Linked DNA regions of Homo sapiens: regions 1 and 2 are each linked to region 3. Evidence: chromatin contacts called from ENCODE Hi-C or POLR2A ChIA-PET data. All regions are on one chromosome and are shown on one strand. The core of a region is the stretch at or near the end of the contact, and the rest is flanking DNA. Distances in the headings are between cores, read along the strand shown. Region 1 overlaps RAVER2 (ribonucleoprotein, PTB binding 2). Region 2 overlaps JAK1 (Janus kinase 1). Region 3 overlaps AK4 (adenylate kinase 4).

The links. A loop is a pair of places that touch in the nucleus more often than their neighbours do. ChIA-PET counts read pairs that join two places held with the same protein, here RNA polymerase II (POLR2A). Pooled maps may share reads with other maps.
Region 1: a map of A673 shows a loop between it and region 3 (2.8-fold over the local background). The contact joins two enhancer-like sites. A Hi-C loop is called at or near these places in 1 of 168 maps with a recorded cell type or tissue (A673) and 5 of 50 pooled maps. POLR2A ChIA-PET finds 5 or more read pairs at or near these places in 1 of 52 experiments (GM12878).
Region 2: a pooled map shows a loop between it and region 3 (8-fold over the local background). The contact joins two enhancer-like sites. A Hi-C loop is called at or near these places in 1 of 168 maps with a recorded cell type or tissue (aorta) and 3 of 50 pooled maps. POLR2A ChIA-PET finds 5 or more read pairs at or near these places in 1 of 52 experiments (H1).

What each region holds. Positions count from the first base shown.
Region 1 is chr1:64,825,752-64,828,451 of GRCh38, reverse strand. All of the region lies in intron 11 of RAVER2 (ribonucleoprotein, PTB binding 2), which reads right to left. Among named protein-coding and RNA genes, the nearest start is that of RAVER2, 82 kb to the right of the region's middle. RefSeq lists an enhancer at 1,142-1,321. Within about 2 kb of position 1,276, at least 5 of the 41 ENCODE cell types and tissues checked have a DNase peak (open chromatin) inside an H3K27ac peak, as active enhancers do.
Region 2 is chr1:64,897,101-64,899,993 of GRCh38, reverse strand. The region is part of intron 1 of JAK1 (Janus kinase 1); the gene reads left to right. Among named protein-coding and RNA genes, the nearest start is that of JAK1, 68 kb to the left of the region's middle. Within about 2 kb of position 1,378, at least 32 of the 41 ENCODE cell types and tissues checked have a DNase peak (open chromatin) inside an H3K27ac peak, as active enhancers do.
Region 3 is chr1:65,207,590-65,210,321 of GRCh38, reverse strand. All of the region lies in intron 2 of AK4 (adenylate kinase 4), which reads right to left. Among named protein-coding and RNA genes, the nearest start is that of AK4, 61 kb to the right of the region's middle. Within about 2 kb of position 1,466, at least 5 of the 41 ENCODE cell types and tissues checked have a DNase peak (open chromatin) inside an H3K27ac peak, as active enhancers do.

The sequences.
Region 1 (2,700 bases), core at 27-2,526, 380 kb after region 3:
AGGGAAAGAATATAAAGTTAGCAAATATTTTTCCTTCTATTTTGTATTTGTAGGATCTAGACATCCATTCCTTCATAAGTGGTCTATTGCGGGCACTGGGCTTGTGTGCTATGAGGTTTACCTGGATGAATGAAACTTGGACTATGCCCTCCCACAGCTCATATCCTAGGAGGGGAAGGAAGAGGAATGCAAAACATAATTCTAAAAGGGGACTGTCACTTTGACAAAAGAGAAATAGAAGTGAAGTGCTAAAGCTTTTTCCAGACAAGGAAAATGGGCGGGGGGTGGGGGGGGTGGGTTTGAAAGGTACAGGCACTGGTTTCATGGATAAGATAGCATCTGAGTTAGGATTTGGAGATGAGGTCAGATATGGACATGAGGAGATAGGTGGTGACCCTTCCAGGAGAAAGGCAGGGCCTGTGCAAAGGCAGATGGCAAAAAAGCCAGGCCTGTGATGGTAGCAGCTGGCAGGCAGAAGAGGGCAGTGGCAAATGAGGTTGAAAAATGAAGCTGGCCTCAGTCATGGAGGGCTGGAACGCCAGGCTAAGGACTGTAAACAGGACCATACCCTTGATCTTGGAATATGGCAAGATTAATAAGCAGCTCTGTAAAAAGTATGGCAATGAAGGAGACAGGCATTATTAAGTCTCACCAGGAGGCTATTGAACTTGTCCCTATTAGATACTTGCATGTGAGCAAACACACAGATTATATGTGATTTAAGACTTGATTTAAAATGTAGCATGAAACTTACAGATGAGACAGAACAAAGTGGTATATTTAGAAAATCTGAAAACAATTTTGATGAGCATTTATGCTTTGAATACCAAACAAAAGGAAGACCTTTAGAGAAGCTATAATATTCTAGTTTTACATGTCTAATATTCAGGTGGAAATCAAACACAATAGTCATTTTAGAGGACTTCATCTTTAGCAGGGTCTTTTTTAGGGTTGGCTGAAACCACTCTATGAATAGTTTGCACCCAGTGGTTCCATTCTGTACTTTGGAACTACAATCCAAGTCTAATACTTCCTTATCAGAATGGGCATAACTTCAACGGAGGCCCCTCACCCTCATGCCCCTGGGCAATCCTACTATATCCCCACCCTACCCTGCCCACTGATCTCCACTCCCCTAAGTGACTATTGCAAGCCTTCTCTTTTCTCGAAGCTCCAACAGTACACCCTCATCTTCACTCTCAGCTGATGCTTTGCTTTCTATTTCACCAAGAAAACAAAATCGAAAGAGAAATCTTAAGACGCACAGTGACTAACCCCTGGTGTCTTTACTTACCCTCACTTCCTTGGTGATCTCATCCAATTTCATGCAATTCACAATTATAGCGATTTACAGGAATGCGATGGTTCTCAAATATGTACCTCTAGAGGCCCATAACTCTCCCCTCACCTCCAGACTTGTATAATGAACACCAATAAAGGAACATCTTCACTTAGGGATCTTATGTCTAAAACGTACCCATAAAACTTGCTCCACCCACACAGTCTTACCCATCTCAATCAATAACAAATTCATTTTTCTAGGCCAAAACTCTTGGGGACTTGGCTCCTCTCTTACCCTCGTATACCCCACTGACTCCAGCTTCCAAAAATGTCTCCAGTCCAGCCACATGTCACTGCCTCTGTTGCTTCCAGGCTTGTCCAAGTCAGCATTTTTACTTGGATTGTACCACAGCAGCTCCCTAACTGACCCTGCTATGTTCTACATTCATTATTTAACACAGCAGCTAGGCATGTTAAACTATAAATACAGTCAATTATCCCTCTACTCAAAGCATCCCAGTGGCTTTCTATCTTAGAGTAAAAGCCAAAGTCCTTACAAGGGCCTAAAAGGTCCTAAATTGTCTGTGCCCTCTGCCTCCCCGACCCCACTGTGACATCATCTCCTATTCTCCACTTTGCTCCCTCTTCTTCTGCCCTAAAGGTTGCTTGCTGTTCCTTTAACAGACCAAGCATGTTTCTGCCTCAGTACCTTTGCACTTGCTGTTCCCTGTCCCTGGAATGTACTTTACATAGATATTCATGTGGCATACTCCCTAAAGTTCTGGTCTTTGCCCAAGAATCAGTTTTACTATGAACCCTTCCTTGACCACGTATTTAAACTCCAAGACTTCCCAGACACTCTTTAGCCTCCATCTTATTTTCTCTGCAGCGATCACTATTCCTTTTACTAATTTTTTCCCCTAAATGTAAGTTCCATTCTTATAAGGATTTTGATGTTTTGTTCATTGCCATATCCCTAGTGCCTAGAACAGTCCTGTCATATAGTAGACATTCAGTATATACTGGTTGAATGAGTAAATGAATACCTTTCAAAAAATATTTTCTAAGCATCCATTCCCAGCTCCTTCAGCAAATAGTCATGGGCCATGGTCTCTGACACTCTGACATGGAAAAACTGAACACCGTAATCTACTAGAGCCTACCAAAGCAAAGGTTAATGTGCTTCTCGCTTTGGGCACCTGCCCTCTCGTTAGAATTTCAAATTAGTTGGCTCTTTTAAATGTTGCTCACCAATCCAATCTTTTGCACACATCTACTATGAAACCCATTCTCTATGCAGTCGCTATTTTATTCTTGGATTTTAAAAAGTTAATTTTCTTTTATTAAAGCAAATCTTTTTATTTTCATGTAAATGTAGACTTTCTTTTATCCCATTGATTTCCAAGTGAATGTAGAAAC
Region 2 (2,893 bases), core at 129-2,628, 310 kb after region 3:
CAAACACCTTGGAATACTCACAGGTAATTATTCTTGTAATGTCCTCCCCATCCATTTTGTCACCGTTTCTTTAGGATTACATGTGTGCGTCTATGCATCATAGCTAGGATCATCCTATACATGCTGTTTTTCAATTTGATTTTTTCATTACCATATTGTAAGATTCTTGTGTCAAAACATAGGAGAATCTTCAAGTCCAAATTGAAAGTGGAGCTAAATTGTTCTCAGGGAGAGTTGTACAGATGAGTATCCCCTATCTGAAATGCTTGAGACCAGACAATTTTCAGATTTCAGATTTTTGGGATTTTATAATATTAGCACTATGCTTACCCATTGAGCATCCCAAATCTGAAAATTCAAAATCCTCCAATGAGCATTTCCTTCAAGAAATGTGGTAGTCAAAAAGTCATATTTTGGAGCATTTCAGACTTCAGATTTTTTGATTTGGGTTGCTCAGCCTTACCAAAAACTGAATAGTGACTATCTCTGGGAGGAGGGAGGGGAACTTTGGCTTTTCAGTGATATCTTTCTATAATGTTGAATGTGTGCATTTATGATGAGTCTAAATGATTTTTAGAGTTGTCACCCATAGTTTATAGGTGACAGTAATTTATACTTCTACCTAATCCAGGCTTATATTTACATTTAAAAAGAAGTATAACACCAACTTTACTGACTAGATAGATAAACAATTTTAATTTACTGAAATTTCACCTTTTCACCATGATTATAGGTCCTTTTTCCATTAGTTGTTTCCATTTCCTTTGCTGTCTAATGACTTAGATTTGAGTCCTAGGTAATAAATACATGTGATCTTTCACAAGTCACTTAGTGTTTCTAAGCTTTAGTTTGCTTATGAGTAGAATAAGAGGAATGATACTTCAAATTATTGTGAGGATTGAGATCAAGTATTGAAAGTGCTTTGTAAATTGTAAAAAGTATATAATTATTGATTTTTTATTGATTTTTATATTAGTCAATGGTCATGAGCAGTTAAGCCAACTTTGCTTTTTTAAAAATTCATTTGGAGAAAGACTAAAAAGGCAGAGGTGCCTTCATTAATATTTATTTTGGTGCAATGTGGGATCCATGAGATTTGGGTTTGTGCCACATTTCTGCTGCTAATTATTAGCTATATATACAGCTGAAATGCACTGAACAAGCACAGTTTTGGCCAGGCCCAGAAATGTTCAGGGAGCACCTGGCTGGACATACATCAGAGAGCTTGGTGACCTGATAAAGCATTCATGCAAGCTCCTGGAGACTGTTTAACTGGATGACAGTAGAAGGAAACTATTTATGCAAATTTTGCTAACTGAAGTTCTCCCACACCCTTGAGTCCACATTTCACAGGCTTGTGAGATGGAAATGGGTCAAAATCAGGTTCTAATAATCTCTTTGTCATCTGCAGTCATGCCTGAGAAGGTCTGATATGGTCTTCTGAATCATCAAGGGAAGGTAGAATTTCATCCAACATGACTTTTGTGCATTTGCTGTATTCAGCTCCCTGGAAACATAGGTGCCTTAATTTTATCAGTTATCCAGAACACTGAATTCTGGATAATAGAGGAACAGGGCTGTGTAAACAACTCTGCTGAGTAATAGATGGCCTCCTGGCCTCTGGTTTCTGACTCTGTATTCCCTTTTATCCAAGGACAAGATGTTACAAAAATAATTCAGAGTGACTCCCAAGGGCAGCCCCGTGAACTTGCTGGTCCCTCCGACTGTGCTAGCAGAGGAGGATGAGTCACCAGCAGCAGAATGTTGACTCTCCCAGTGCTATTAGTGGATGTCCCAGCCAGACGCGACAACCAGGAAGACAAGCTTTGGGAAAGTTCTTTCTGACTCATTAACATCATGATTTACACAAGAAAACCTCTAGCTTCTCATTTTATTTTATTTTTTAAAGAAGTTTCCTTTTTGTATGTGTGTATAGCGAGGTGGGGCAAAGGTATGGATCCCTCAAATGAATATTCAAATTAGCTCTTACCCATAGCAGTATTTGAACTGTTTGCTCAGTTAAATTTTATTGTCCTTTCTCAATGTACAGTGCCTATATATCCATCAAAGAGTAGCAGATTCATTAAGAATCTTTAAAAAGAAGGACATTATTTTTACACAGTTGAATTTCAGGTGTCCTATGCCCATGCCTTTCCCATCATTTCCTATGTGTGAGAACCCCCACCCCACGTAGCACACCTTCACATACTGGGGACTTTCCACTTGAGGAATTCACATGAATCTGGGGATCTGCATTCTCCTTGGGTAGTATCCCCTCAGAAGAAAATCCAGACTCCTTAGGGGGCATTTGTAGCCTGGGCCCAGTTTTCCTCCTTACCTCATCTTTTTTGGTTCTACACAAACCTGTTTAGTCTTCAGTCAAGTGCCTTACCCTCCGGCTTTCCTCCTCCTCCTCCTCCTCCTCCTCCTCCTCCTCCTCCTCCTCCTCCTCCTCCTCCTCCTCCCTCCCCCTCCCCCTCCCCCTCCCCCCTCCTCCTCCCCCCCTCCCCCTCCCCCCCTCCTCCTCCCTCGTCCTCCTGCTCCTCTTCTTTTTTTTTCTCTTTTTCTTTTGGGATGCAGTCTTGCTCTGTTGCCCAGGCTGGAGTGCAGTGGCACAGCTCACTGCAACCTCCACCTTCTGGTTTAAGCGATTCTCCTGCCTCAGCCTCCCAAGTAGCTGGGACTACAGGTGCTCACCACCACACCTGGCTAATTTTTGTATTTTTAGTAGGGACAGGGTTTCACCATGTTGGCCAGGCTGGTCTCAAAGTCCTGACCTCAAGTGATCCACCCGCCTCGGCCTTCCAAAGGGCTGAGATTGCAGGCGTGAGCCATCGTGCCCAACCCCACTTTCCTTCTTTTGCTATTTCTTCATGTTTCCCTTATTTGGAAT
Region 3 (2,732 bases), core at 217-2,716:
CTGGCCTCAAAGAGTGCCACTTTCAGGGCGAGTGTGGTGTCCTAGACCCAGCAATGGTCACAGAGGCCCTGGGGATAGGCTAAGGCTGCCTCCAAAGTTTGGGGTGCTGTGTCACAGGTCCTGAAAAGGGGCTCTCTCTCACTCTGGTTAGACATAAGGGCAAGTGCTCTACCAAGTAAGTAGTAGTATTTATTCATCTACAAGACTTTTAAAATATGGATACTCAGCCGAGAAGAATGGTCAACACCTACAGTCCCAGCATTTTGAGAGGATTTCACTTGAGCCCAGGATTTTGAGACCAGCCTGGGCAACAAAGTGAGATCCTGTCTCTACAAAATAATTTAAAATTAGCCAGGCATGGTGGTATATGCCTTTAGTCCCAGCTACTCAGGAGGCTGAGGCAGGAGGATCGCTTGAGTCCAGGAGGCCAAGGCTGCAGTGAGCCATGTTCATGCCACTGCACTCCAGCCTGGGTGACAGAGCAAGACTCTTATCTCAAAAAAAGAAAAAAAAGAAAAAGAAAAACATACTTTTCAGCCACAGATCCACTTTAAGGCTTCAGGGCATACAATATGAAATGGTGTCTTAAATGATGGATTCTATAAGGTAGCATGGGAGCTTCAGCATTCTTTAAATTGATCTACATCTGTGTCTCAAGTTGGGCTAAACAAATCAAAGCAATTCAGGTGTACTTCTCACACCAATCAGCCGCCAAGAACAGAATGTCAGATAAGGTACAGTCAGACCAGCACATTTTAAAGCATTTTTAGCTGAGGGTCATTATCCAGCCAGTAAGATCCCCTGTCGGCAGGGATCACTGACCAACTGGAGTAGAATGCACCCTCAAATTTTGTCAACAGGTGGCAGCATTTATAATTTTTCCATTTAGAGAGAATTACAAGTTGAAGTATGCTTTTACATTTACTAAAAGTAACACTCCAAGAAAGGCTTTCTAAATGACTGACTAGCGTTATTCTAGGTTCCTTAATTAGCCCATTCCAAATGTGAATATATTCCATTAATTGTTGAAGAAGTAGAAATGCCAAGAGCTAACGTAAAATAAAGATCATGTTTAAGCATGGACTGCTTGCTTTCCTCCCTTTAGCTCCTCAGAGGGTCTGTTCCACCGCATGCTTTATCATGCTTCCACACCAGACTATCGCTATCCCTCATCCCCTAACCAAGCCTAGAAAAGCTGCTCACTCTTTTCATTCAAACAGCCAATCCAGATTGAAAGCTGAAATTTTATATTTTTAAATTTCTTCCAGAATCTGTCTTGTTATATCACTAATTATGACATCTACAGGTTGTTTTTTTTAAGACCCCCCCCACAAAATATTTACTAAGTGCAGTGAGATATCATTAAATTCCTGACTGGTATTGTGTTCCCAGCAGTGCTGGCCACTGGGCCTTGGCACCTGCTCCTCCCAGCCATGCCAAGAACCCAAGGAAGGGCAGCTGAAGCAGGAGGTGCTGCGGCAACAAGCTGAGGCAGTGGTGGGGAATAGAAAGTAGGACACTTCTGTTTTTCTAATTTGGAGCGCATTCACTCTGCAGGAAGGGTGCAGAGCCAGAGTCCACCACCACGTTCCCAGGCAGCAAAGCAAGCCCTCCGCCTGATGGAAATGAAAGGGCAGTTCAGAAGGGCAACTTCCAACATCCGCCTGGGTTTGGCAGCTTGTGAAAAGGCTATGCGACATCAGCCCCCTTCCTACCTCCATTAAGATCTGGAGCTAACATAGTTGCTTCGGACCGCCCATCTCTTCCCAGTTGTTGAATAAGTAAGAACCAAGTTACAAATGCAAGCCATTGTTCATGACAATCAATCACTGATGATTAGCTTAAAGTTGAAAGCAGGTGGTTGGTTATTCTTCCACAGCCTTCCCTAGCCCAGGAGTTCAAATCACTCACATCACCAACTGGAAGCCTTAGTAGCAAATTAATTACCACCAAAACCTGCTTCATAAAGGCCTTTTCTCTCTCCTATCGTATACTTTCCTTATCTGTTTACACAATGTTTATTTGTACATGTATCAAAGACCTCCATATTCCATGTCATCCAGTTATTATTAACAGATGGTGAAAAGAAGCAGCAGCTGTCCTACTACGAAAAAGTAAAAAAACAACAAATGCCAGCAAGGTTGCAGAGAAACAGGAACACTTACACACTGCTAGTGGGAATGTAAATTAGTGCAGCCACTGTGGAAAGCACTGTGGAGATTTCCCAAAGAACTTACGACTATCAGCAAAACTATTATTGGGTATACACCCAAAGGAAAATAAATTGTTCTACCAAAAAGACACATGTACTTGTATGTTCATCACAGTACTATTCACCATAGCAAAAACATGGAATCATCCAAGATACCCATCAATGATGGACTGGATAAAGAAATGTGGTATATATTCCATATACCATGGAATACTATGCAGCCGTAATAAGAATGAGATCATGTCCCTTGTAGCAACATGGATGCAGCTGGAGGCCATTAGCCTAAGAGAACTAACTCAAGACCAGAAAACCAAATACCATGTGTTCTCACTTATAAGGGGTAGCTAATCATTGAATACACATGGGCACAAAGGTGGGCACAGCAGACAACAGGGACTGCTTGAACCAGGACCAGGGTGCAGGTTGGAAAGCTACCTATCAGGTACTACGCTACCTTGGTGACAGGATCATCTGTACACGAAATTTACCCGTGTAACGAACCTGCACATGTATCCCCTAA